Linked DNA regions of Homo sapiens: region 1 is linked to region 2. Evidence: chromatin contacts called from ENCODE Hi-C data. All regions are on one chromosome and are shown on one strand. The core of a region is the stretch at or near the end of the contact, and the rest is flanking DNA. Distances in the headings are between cores, read along the strand shown. Region 1 overlaps LRMDA (leucine rich melanocyte differentiation associated). Region 2 overlaps LRMDA (leucine rich melanocyte differentiation associated).

The links. Hi-C counts contacts between places; a loop is a spot of excess contacts on that map. Pooled maps may share reads with other maps.
Region 1: a loop to region 2 is called in a map of prostate gland, with 2.4 times the contacts of the local background. The contact joins two enhancer-like sites. A Hi-C loop is called at or near these places in 2 of 168 maps with a recorded cell type or tissue (cardiac septum and prostate gland) and 4 of 50 pooled maps.

The regions. Positions count from the first base shown.
Region 1 is chr10:75,464,163-75,470,432 of GRCh38, reverse strand. All of the region lies in intron 2 of LRMDA (leucine rich melanocyte differentiation associated), which reads right to left. Among named protein-coding and RNA genes, the nearest start is that of LRMDA, 36 kb to the right of the region's middle. Within about 2 kb of position 1,257, at least 10 of the 41 ENCODE cell types and tissues checked have a DNase peak (open chromatin) inside an H3K27ac peak, as active enhancers do.
Region 2 is chr10:75,661,579-75,667,318 of GRCh38, reverse strand. The region is part of intron 2 of LRMDA (leucine rich melanocyte differentiation associated); the gene reads right to left. Among named protein-coding and RNA genes, the nearest start is that of MIR606, 110 kb to the right of the region's middle. Within about 2 kb of position 4,363, at least 7 of the 41 ENCODE cell types and tissues checked have a DNase peak (open chromatin) inside an H3K27ac peak, as active enhancers do.

The sequences.
Region 1 (6,270 bases), core at 8-2,507, 190 kb after region 2:
CTCCACCTCCTGGGTTCAAGTGATTCTCATGCATCAGCCTCTCCAGTAGCTGGAATTACAGGCACCTGCCACCACACCCAGCTAATTTTTGTGTTTTTAGTAGAGACGAGATTTTGCCATGTTGCCCAGGCTGGTCTCAAATTCCTGTCCTCAAGTGATCTGCCTGCCTCGGCCTCCCAAAGTGCTGGGATTACAGGTGTGAGCCACCACACTCAGCCTCACCTTTATGTTTTGATCTTCACTGAAATGCAAATAAATGCAACGTAGGCAGAACTTATTCTGGCAACTCAACCCTAATACAAAAGGGTTTCTGACCTGGTCCTCAAACCATGTTGATGGTGGCAGAGGAAATGCAGGAAGGTAGTAGAGTCTTGAGGAAAAGAGGGAAAAGTATTATTAAAGGGGAGAGGTGCATCCAAGAACCAGAAGTGTGGGGCCACCAAAGACTAGTTCTTAGACTCCTTCCTATTGCTGATTCAGGGTTAGTGCCCTGCAGGTGGTGAGCCACCACACACAATAGACAACCAAGAGGAGAGAAGTCCATGGAGACCAACACCAAGCTCTGCACCTTGTTTGAAGCTTAAAGCACAGTTACTATGGTTCCTAGGCCCAGAAGGCCGTGTGCACCCATAGGCCTCACACTGGATCCCTCATCCCATACCAGTCTCCAGGTTCTTCCAAGCACGGCAGAAACACTCACCCCTCTGCAAAAGTCTAGCATTGTTCTGCAACTCCAAGGAAAGCAAGGAAGTCTCTGGCTCCCCTCATGCTACCATCCTCTTCCACTGCCCACCACTTGATACATGGGGTGGCACACCCTTCAACAAACACACACACACACACACGCACATACACTCACACACATGGGCAGCCAGTGCAACACTTGCACACCCACCTTAGCTGACAGGAAGCTAAAAACAAATGCAGGATGAAATCAGTCATCAGAAAGGGGTTGGGAAGGAAAGGGAGATGTGGAAACAGAAAGCAGCACACGCTCTAGGTTCAGCTCTCTTTAGAGCTGAATCTCTTTAGAGCAAGGCCCCAGAAGCTGCCAATGTCTTTGGTTGCACTGGGGGCCAGTTAGGGCAAATAACTGAAGGCATTTCAATTGGTGATGCTCCCCCAGTGACTCACTGTTTCTTTATTGCAACATGCTCTCTATAAAAGCCATTTTCCTCTCACAGGATCTGCTTGGGCAACATGTGATGTCATCATAAATCATCTCTCTCTTTTTTTTTCCTTTAAAATGTCAGCAGATTTCTTGGAGTTTCTAAAAAGCCAAGAGAGCCAGCACCATCTCCCAGTTTTGGCAGGGAAACCCATTTTCTTTCCCAAGACGTCTGTCTTCACTTTTTCCCCATGCTCTCCCATAGGAGCTCTGCAGAGATAATGCCTTGAAGAGCACAGAAAGTTACAGAAAGCATTTATGAAAAAAAGCTTTTCTGTCTACTCTTTCCAAATGCAGGGCCTTTCTCTTGCTCCCTTTTTTCCTCTCGTCCTAGTTTGGTGCACTTCCAGGGGAAGTGAATGTATAGCGAGCACTTTTAAACAAGGTCTAATACAATCCATGCCTCCAAGACATGAGTGCCATTAATCAGAACGAAGCCTTTGTGCAAGAGAGGCCACAGGCTGGACGGCCGCCATGGACTAGTAATGCAGACAGGCCCCTATCTCCCCACTCCACCCCCAGCAGGGCTTGGCATTCTCTTCCCACCCTGACCCTTCCCAAATCCTGTGCCCGACAGCCCCCCGCAAAGACCTGTGAAAACCTACTCTGGAGAAAAAAAAAGTTTCCTTTTATTCCAAGTTTATTGGACCAAAAAGTGACTAGCATCACTTCAGGTGCAGAACCTTAAGAGCAAAAGAAAATTCCAAACCACCTCTAACCCATGAGCACTGGGGCCACAGCAAAGGGGAGTCTACTGCTGAGGTGTTTGTTTCATCACCCTGGGTATCTCTTAAGGCAAATCTTCCTTCTGGAAGGGCTCTTTCCAGAAAGATCTCTGTGATTAGATACTATAGCTGCCCTGTCCCCTACATGCAATGACCACACAATAACAAAGAAATGAAGATAGCATGGGAGTCCTAATGGTCCTTCTTTTTACATCCTTTGATATGGCCAACAGTCTTCCCTAACCCCGCCCCGCACCCCAAAAAAAGGATTCAGTTAACTAAAGACCACGGGAAGCAAAGGAACTTATGTATGGGGGAAACCGACAACCATTTATGTGAAGTCCTTTGGGGCTATTATCAATGCCCCAACCTCTCCCCTAAAATCAAATACTTTTGCCTGGTTCCAGACTACTGATGCTCCATCATTAATACTTCAACCATTAGGATCAGTTATGGAAACATGCAGATAATCCTTGGAGATTATTATACCACTATCAGCCATTTCTACCTAAGTATGACTGAGCAATACTTTGCGACTTTGTGTGTGTGTGTGTGTGTGTGTGTGTGTGTGTGTGTGTGTGTGACGGAGTCTCACTCTGTCACCAGGCTGGAGTGCAGTGACGCGATCTCGGCTCACTGCAACCTCCACCTCCCGAGTTCATGCGATTCTCCTACCTCAGCCTCCTGTGTAGCTGGGATTACAGGCATGCACCGCCAGCCCCAGATAATTTTTGTATTTTTAGTAGAGATGGGGTTTCACCATGTTGGCCAGGATGGTCTCAATCGCTTGACCTCATGATCTGCCCACCTCGGCCTCCCAAAGTGCTGGGATTACAGGCATGAGCCACTGTGCCTGCCCAACTTTGCGATCTTGATGTCTGGTATACTGTCCTGTCCCCACAATTTATCCACACACAAGCATGGGGTCTTCCAGGAACCCATCACTTTAGATACTTGTTGGGGAGGCCACACCCTTTGTTTCCCTCTCCTACCCAATTCCTTATCTTGAAGAGAGGTAAAACGTGGGAAAAATTCAGGAGGGAAAAAGAAGAGAAAGAAGAGCAGGGGCAAATAAGAGGCACAGAGGGCGAGGTCTTCTTCTTCTCAAACACCTAAGACAGTTACTCACACAACTTAGACACTCAGTGTGTGCTCTCTGAATAAACAGAGACAACTAGGGGCCAAATATTGTGCTGGTCAAATAATGGCAGGTGGGGAAGTCACTCACCAGGGCAAGCCAAGCCTTGGCTGCAACTGTTCCACCCTTCCCTGCCATGGCTCACACTTGCCCTTCTGCCTGAAATGTCCTCCTCAGCCTCCTGAACGGTTCAGCCTACTGGTCGCTTCAGACTCTGACTCCAGGACCCCTTTCCACCCCCTCCAGGATGGGCCGACTGCCATATGTCCACGTCGTCGTACTTGATGCATCCCTCAGGATGTCCTCCCTTGGCTGGGTTGCAGTCACCTATTTCTTCATGTCTCCTCTATTAGGTGTTAGTCATCTTTGCATCTCTAATGCCTAAGCCCCCACATCACACACAACAAGCATTTGGTAACTGCTGAATAAATCAACTGAGTCACTGGAAAAAAAAAAACTGCTAAATCACCAACTAAACCTATTTGAGTTTGGGGTTTGGTTTTTTTTAATTTTTTCTTTCCTTTTCAGAAAGATTTATTCCCAAAAGCTAGAAAAGGAGAATCTAGGGAAGAGGGGAGGGTTTAGAGGTGGGAGAGATCCAGGTCAAATATGAAAAGGGTAGATTCAGTAGGGGGAGTTTCCTTTCTGTGACGAAAGGGCTTTCTGGACTTGGTCCAAAGGGATCAGCCACATCACCTCAGATGGAAAATGCTGAGGAGGGGGCAGGGCACAGCCTCACCTATCCAAGACACTCCAAGCCCTGCACCTTCAGGAGGGAATGAGCCCAGACTTTTTATCAATCTCTGCTGGCTGCATAGCTGGCCAGGGTAGCTCGAGATGGCTTCGGTGGATGAAAAAGAGGTTGTCTATAAAGGTATGTTAATGCTCACAGAACAGCCCAAGGCTGGTGGAAAACCACTAATTCCCACAGCACCCAGAGAAAGCAGGGGGCAACTGAAGAACTTATCAGGCAAAGAAAAAAGGTACCATAGAGGCTTCCCCCACAGACCCACCCCATCCCCCTGGAATGATGGTTCTATCACTACAGACCCAGGAAAAACCAAAGATGGGAAGGGAATAAAAATCTCCCCCAAAATTAAGCAACAGCCCTCCACATCCTCTCCCATCCAACACTTTACACTACCTTTTGCAATCTCCCAGGCTTGCTTCTGGAAAATTTCAAAGTCACCACCAACCAACCCTTCCTGACGCACAATGGCATTTAATAATTGCTTATGGTTCTCGCCTGGGAAGCCAGGCAAGCACCCACAATTCATCACATGTGTGACCTCTCGAACCCTAGCCCCCAAATGATTTTCACTCACTTTAATCTGAGTCCGATTCAAAACAGATCTGCTGTCAGCAGCCTGAATTCTGTAGCCCCATGGATGGGCAGTGCCTATGGCTAATCTTTTAGTGCCTTAATCATAAAATACAGCACTTCCCCAGCTGTTTTCACCCAAATAGTCAGAAAAGGGGGTGAGCAGGGTGTAAGAAATGATGAATTATGAACTCCAAAGTAGTATTTCATTAAGCAAGATTGGACGCTAAAACTTTAACTGTGCTCTCTGCAATTGAAAGGTCATTTTATAAAAATCCAAACTGAGAGAATTTTGAAGTTTCTACATTTCACAGGGGAGCCTGCTACCATATGCCAGATTGGGGGAAGGGGGGAAGGATGAAAGCAGTGGTCAGCATGAAATGTTTTTTAAACCATGGCCACTTCAGATTTTTGCAACGTGATGCCAAGCATGTTCAACAGGTCTACAAATGCGCTGCATTCGCCTAAATTTAGTGGGTGTTAATTGAAATCAGAGCTGCAGTCATTACCACCGACATGTTTCTAAATACTACCCAATAAATTTTTCTCTGTTTCAGATTCTCCGTGACAGCTGGCAATGAAAAACCAAGAGAGGGCACGTAAAATGGTCTTCCTATGTACCTAGTCCCACAGTATGCATACAAAAGGATGTCTGCATGTGGATCTGGCCTGTGTCTGCATGCACAGACCTGTGTATGGATAAACACAAGATAGATGTGCGTGCTTTGCCCATTTTTAGAAGGCGAACAGAAGACATGTGCAAGGACACACGTATACTCTGGCAACTTCCTTTTTACTAATGTACCTCCACAGAAAGCAAAATGGGCCTCTCTCCACGTGACAAAAACATTCCATTCTAGTTTACAGTGACAAGGGTTTCTGCTACAGCTTAGATCGCTTTTTCAGATGAGATGATTTTCTTCCTCTCTGGCTTGCCTCATCCTCTTCAGGTAAGCCTTGTTTTGCTTTTAAAAACAAAATTAAAGTTTCCTCCACAGCAGAGCATTTAAGGGTCAGCCAGGAAAAGGTCTGTGGGACACAGAATCTGAAAGGAAGAAGGAAGAGGCCCCAGGGAAGGAGCGAAAAGTCTGGAAAAAGAACCATCAGCTTTCCTGAGTTCCCTCAGCAAAATACCAGTTTCATCCTCCCAATTACTCATTAGTTCATTATTAGTTTACGTGAAAAGAAAAGAGGTGGCTTTGTGCTCTCTTGAGTCATGGCTCCAGCTGAAATAAAAAAGAAAAGGGAGAGTGTCTGTCCTTGAGGCTGCACATATTTTGCCCTTCCTTGATCCTCTGATGATAATTTGAGGACTTCCCCTGATCCCAGTAGTATTGTCTAACTTTGCTGGGGGTCTATTCCATCCGAAAATAAACACTGCAGTCAGCTCCACAGCAGTGTGCCAGGAGGAACCTTGGAGGCAAATATGTTTACCAAAGACTAATGACACCAAAGGACTCCATTTTAGCCCCAGCAGCAGATCCTCATGCCGTTCCTTTCTTCCTCACATATATCCCATCGATCTGATTATCCAAATGAGTATCAGCTACAGAGCCTTATTGCTCCTCTTGGCAAAGTTCCTCCCTTCCTCCATCTCATCCTTTCCTCTAGATTTGGTATATGCCCAACCCTAAGCATACAGCTAACATGTGTGCTTACATACCATACACATAAACTAGTGCACAGTCTTGCTACATGCCTATCCACAAACACACCACTCGAGTATACACAAAAACACATAATTTCTGCTAACACAAACATTAGTACATGTCCTTCTCACCACAGTGAGCACATGTGCACAACACACACAGCCAACCCCTTCGAAGAAGACTAGGTAACTTGGACTTAGGAGAGAGGCCTGTCCCCGACCCCTACAGCCCCAGAGAACTAGAGAAAAATCAATGGATCCCAGCCTGCT
Region 2 (5,740 bases), core at 3,114-5,613:
TTAATTTAATTTAATTTAATTTAAACTAAGTCCCACCCAGTAAAAGAATCCATTTTAACCTATGTTCATAAAATTTTATTCTTACTTGGGGGGGGGGGTTATAAAATCATTAGAAAAGGACAAATACCGCCAAATATAGGAGTGAAGAAAGTAGAGAAATAATATATATTTCATTATTCCAATATGTTTATTTCTAATGAAAGTTGTATTTCAATATTATAGCACACAGTTTCAAAAAGAAAACATTCACCTTTAGATTCTATGACTCTTGGAAAATAAAGCATTACAAATATCCACACCCATACACGCCACCCTCTTCCTTTTCATCCTAGCTGCCTTTCAGGAAAAGAGCCAGGTAACTGCAGTTAACTTGTATAACTGATTGATTACACCATTATTTATTTCTCAAACCTGGGTCCATGGGAACCTGCAGATAGGTGAATTTTATAATTTTAAGCTTAGGTCCTAATTATGAATTTTAAAAATAATTAAGTAGTACTGGACCCATCTGGCTAAAAAAGCACCTTATCACTACTATGCAGTACTGGTGCCTGTTTTGGTACTTGTCTTATTCTTAATATGATGGTCAGCATGTTGGACTAATTAATCTCAAAAAAAAACCAACCATCTACCTAAACAATGAACTCTTATTAAATGGTCCTTATACTTATAAATTCTCTCTTGCCCCCAAAATTCAAAATTAAAATATAATTTCATTTGAATTAGCTTTTGTTTTTTTCAAACTATTTAGTTCATAGTTAGTGACTTGACACTAAGAAAGCAATAGTACAAGGAGTAATGTATCACAAGCGCATAATTTCTTGTCTGAAATCCTGTGGTCATATAAACATACTGCAATTCAGATATTTTTTCAGATCTTAGAAAGGTAATATAGTTTATATACTGTATAACTATATACAAAATTCAAAATTAAAATATAATTTCATTTGAATTAGCTTTTGTTTTTTTCAAACTATTTAGTTCACAGTTAGTGACTTGACACTAAGAAAACAATAGTACAAGGAGTAATGTATCACAAGCACATAATTTCTTGTCTGAATTCCTGTGGTCATATAAACATACTGCAATTCAGATATTTTTTCAGATCTTAGAAAGGTAATATAGTTTATATACTGTATAACTATACAGTATATGAGCTAACATCCCTAGCAGGTATTCATATTTCTAGAGTGAAAGATAAGAATTTTCATGCTGTTAAAGGGTCAAATTTTTTTAAATCAGGTAAAATCATAATTCTTACATAAATGTAAAATGAATACATGAAAAGATTTTACTGAATCTTTTAATTAATGAGAGAGTAAGACATTGTATCAGTTCAAAGAAGAATTCAAAGTAACACACATATACAGGCCATCTGGAATACTGAAGTGAATTTACAAATGGATATAAAGCTGGTATCCACAGGACAAGAAACAATTGCATAATACAGGGCACACAATTCATTTGCATTTCTAGAGGCAAAAATTTTTTTGCATTATTATCAGTTTCCTACAACTTACAGACTTGTAAAATAACTCAAAGACAATGTAAGGCATAGATAAGCTAGAAGGATGCACTAGACAAGACATCCAGGAATCTTTTCCACCAATTTCAAATTCTTTCACAATTTTTCCTGACATTACTAAGTGGGATGAATGAAGATTATAATTTCACATCACTTCAGGTCAGACTTTGTTCTAAACTAATATAGAGAAAATTCATTTTAAAGTTTTGTTTTCAGAACTTTGGGATTTTGGTCAATTTCTCATGAAGATGCTGAAAGCATTTTTTTTATTATACTTTAAGTTCTAGGGTACATGTGCACATGTTCTTATCATTTTAACCACCATATCTTACAATGGTTCTAATATTTAAAAATCAATTGATATTTGGAGGCAAACAATAATGAATGAGGACATTATCTCCCACCAATATAATGTCATGTCAGAGTAAAAAGAATAAAGGTGTGTTGTATCAGCCCACCAGGCTTCAGCCCCACCTGTCAAGTTACTCAGTGGGGGAAATCGCCTGTCTGCTCTAGGCTTCAGTTTCCTCATCTGTAAAGAGATCTGAAAAGTCACTTCAAATTCTAAAAGGCCAGAATTCTACCGCTGACAACAGAAAGCTAAGGGACGATGATGTGGCATGTGAAGAAACTATTTCATCAGGTGCCAGATAAAAATCTGCAGGCTCCTCCCCTCTGTCAAACTCCAGTGCAAAAATTATTTCTTCTATGGAGGCTTCTTTAATAAATCCAGACCAAAGTTCAAATCCCAGCTCCAGTAAGTAGTAGTTGGATGGGCCAGGGAAAGTCACTGAACCTCTTCTGAGTCTCAATTTCCACATCTGGAGATTGAAAATAGTATCTAAATCCCCAACAGGTGCTGGGTCTGTCTGGCTTCTCCATTTCCTTACTTTCTCTTCTAGTGGTTCCTTTATCACATCTCTCCTCAAAAATTCTATATGCAGTGGACACTCTAAGCATTTATGGTTGAATTACTTTTTCCAGATATTCAGGTAGATTTCAATGTGTACATCCTGTTTCTTCACAATCAGATACCATGCCTTCAATCTTTTTCATCCTGCCACAGTGTTTCAGGCATTTTTGCCTTTAATCATTGTATTCCTTCACCCTGAACAAACTTCCTTCTCCCATCTTTTCCAACTCTTCCTCCAAACTCCAGCTTAGGAATCACCTTTTCATGTAGACTTCCCTGATGCCCTCCAGCTGGGTTAGTGCCCTTAGCAGGAGCTCCTAGAGACTCCTAAACCCCTTCCCTCCTGACTCCTCTTCCTCCATCATAGAACACAGTATAATATGGGCTCAGGATCACTGTGTGCTCTTTTAGAACATGAGTTAATCCAGGCAAAGTCAGACTATCACCCAACTTTGTATCCCTGGCACCAAGCCCATTGCCTGGCATACAGTTGGTAGTCAATATAAATTCTTGCAGAACTGAATTCATTTCCTCTCTACTACCTAATACAGGGATTGTGAATAGATAAATGATGCCACTGCCTGACTCTGCAAGGAAGGAAATGGAGAGATTTCTGTCACTTGGGTTTGTCATTGTATGAAAGGTAAGTGGCACACAGTTTTGGATTCCAGGGAGAGACAGGCAGGACTGGTTGAGAAAGAGGAGCCAGTCAGCCCAGAGACAGAACACATGAGTCAGCGATCTAGACCAAGGATAAAAACAGCTACATTTTCTAGAGTGGAGGCTGGACCAATTCCCAGAGGTTAGAACAGTACTGGCCAAAGTAAACTTTACGGACTATTCGATATCCACAGGAGGGTCCCTGATAGAGTTCCTGAGAAGAGACAGATAGGAAAGACTGTATACCCTACTCTCCTCTTAAAGACACACATGGGCCCCTGAGTATATTCTAAGGAGCCCTATAGTCAAGACAAGTGTTGAATTTTGTTTGACGTGGGGCTCCCCAGCAGTCCTCGCCATGGAACCCATCCATTTTAGGATTCCTATAACACCATGCTGTTGGGAATAGGGGTCTAAACTAAGCCCAGAGTTAGATCTACATAGGGAATACACACATTAGGAAGCTCAGGCAAGTGCTAGATGGCAGACCAAGTAACAGAAAAGAACCAGGACAAAAAGCCCAAAGACTGGACAATGAAGGCCAAGTCAGAACCAGAGAGGGTGAGCTGGTGCTACAGATAACCCTTCTCTGTAGACTGTGGGTATCTGAAAGGCAGACACCCTGCTCAGGTCATCCCTTTATCTCCAGGGCTTCAACATAACAGTCTGAACTGAGAGAGTTCTGGAGATCTGCAGAAGCTGGAGAATGAAATGGACCAAGATAAGAACACACTCGAGGCCTTATATTGGGGTTCTCAACCCTGGATGAACATTAGAATGACTTGGGAAGCTTTAGAAACTACAGATTTCCCAGGCTCCCACCTCAGACTGGTTAAATTAGACATTGGTAATCAGAGAATCCTTTGCTAGACAGAGGACTTCCATATACTTCCTATAGGAAAGTCTCACAGGCCAGTCTTCCACCATAGCAAATATGGAATCCACTAACAGAAGTACAGCCTTGGCCCATTAAGGGCGGGGAGGAGGAGAAGCTGCTGGCAGACATAGGGGTCTTCAGCCCCATCCCAATCCCTGCCCTAAGAGTCCTCTACAAAAAATGCCACAGATTCTCCCAGAAAATGCCACTCTACTCTAGACTTTCCCTAAAAATAGCTTGGCTTCCTTGGAGGGGTCAGATCCATGGCCTTCAGAGAGAAAAGCATAAACACAACTCTTGCCAGACCAGGCTCTCAACACTTAAATCAGCCTGCTCTGAAGTCCAGACAAAGTTCCAAGAACAAGAAGAGTCTTCTATAAAGAGTTTAACAGCAGACCATGGTTACGCAAGGCACCCAGTTCCAGCTCTCAAATGCTTCATGTCCAGAAGTTCAAATTAATTACTCCTTTACCAAACGAAAAGTGAGTTATGTCTTTCTGTCACTGCAGCCAGGATATTCTCCAGGCTGCCAAAAACATGTGCATACCCAAATACCAAAACTATGTAGGAAGGCTACAGAACGTCCTCACCAAAGACAAGACAGAATTTTCACTTCATAAATCAACAAGAGACTCCAAAAAGGCAGCCAGTTGAAAAGACAAGCTACACTGATGAAATATTTTCTTAATTCACCTCATTCAGGGTAATTGCGCTTTTTTAACTTCATGAACAAGTAATTTTTAATGTAAATAACAAAGCCGGAAAACCACATATTCTTTTTGCATGTGGGATGATAAAGTTTTTATCTAAATTAATTAGGTGACTTTTCACTAGTAAAGATTTGTTGCTTTTACTTCAGACTTTGTTTTCAATAAAATTCCTTCCCACCCAGACCCTCACCCCACTGTTTAGATGAAATGGAAGGCAGTGGAGGTTAGTTCTAATGTGTTTCCGTGTCGCTTTCCGAAGGATTACCAATAACGAAACCTGTAGTAGCATCCGTCTATGATCTACTCAGCTTCCCTTAGATGGGATAGAATGCAAACCCCAAGCCTATTTAGATGTGTTTCAGATTTATTTCATCTCTACTTCATCAGAGCTGGAAGTGTCAACCAAAATTCTACTGTGTGTATTACCACCATACAACTTTACACTTTGCAGTTTGCACTTTGAAATGTAAAATGAATGACAATGAATGGAAAACTCAAGCAATTTTGGCAGAAAAAAAAAAAGCAGCTAAATTCCTCCCCTTTAAAAGTAGAACATTCAATTTGGCCAAAAGAAAAGGTCCTCAGTTTACATTTTTCCTTCTGTTTCTTATCTCCAGGTTTCCTATCCTACTTAGGAGGCTGAAAGTACAGGGTAGGGGGAAACAAAATTACTTTCACAGGCTGTAATTTGTCTGGTATACTGGAACTGAGAAACAGCCTTATGAAACCCAAGCCTCAATCCATTTTATTATTATCATTATTATTATTTTAGTTTTGAGCACTCCATTTTTTTGGAGTAGAATTTTTTCAGCTGTTTTAAGCAACTTTTTACAAAGTTCAATGAAAGGGGTCTTTAAAGTCTCAATTTCACTCTTCCCTCCATAGGAAAGGCCAATCTGTACATCATGTGTGTTTCTTTTGCCTGGATAAGGGTGCCACACTTGTTCATGTGTATATATCACCTGCCTGAAAATTACCTTCCAAATTACCAAAATATTGCTCATCTAGCCAAAGAAAAAAATATATATATCTCACATTCATAGAGGTGACACTCT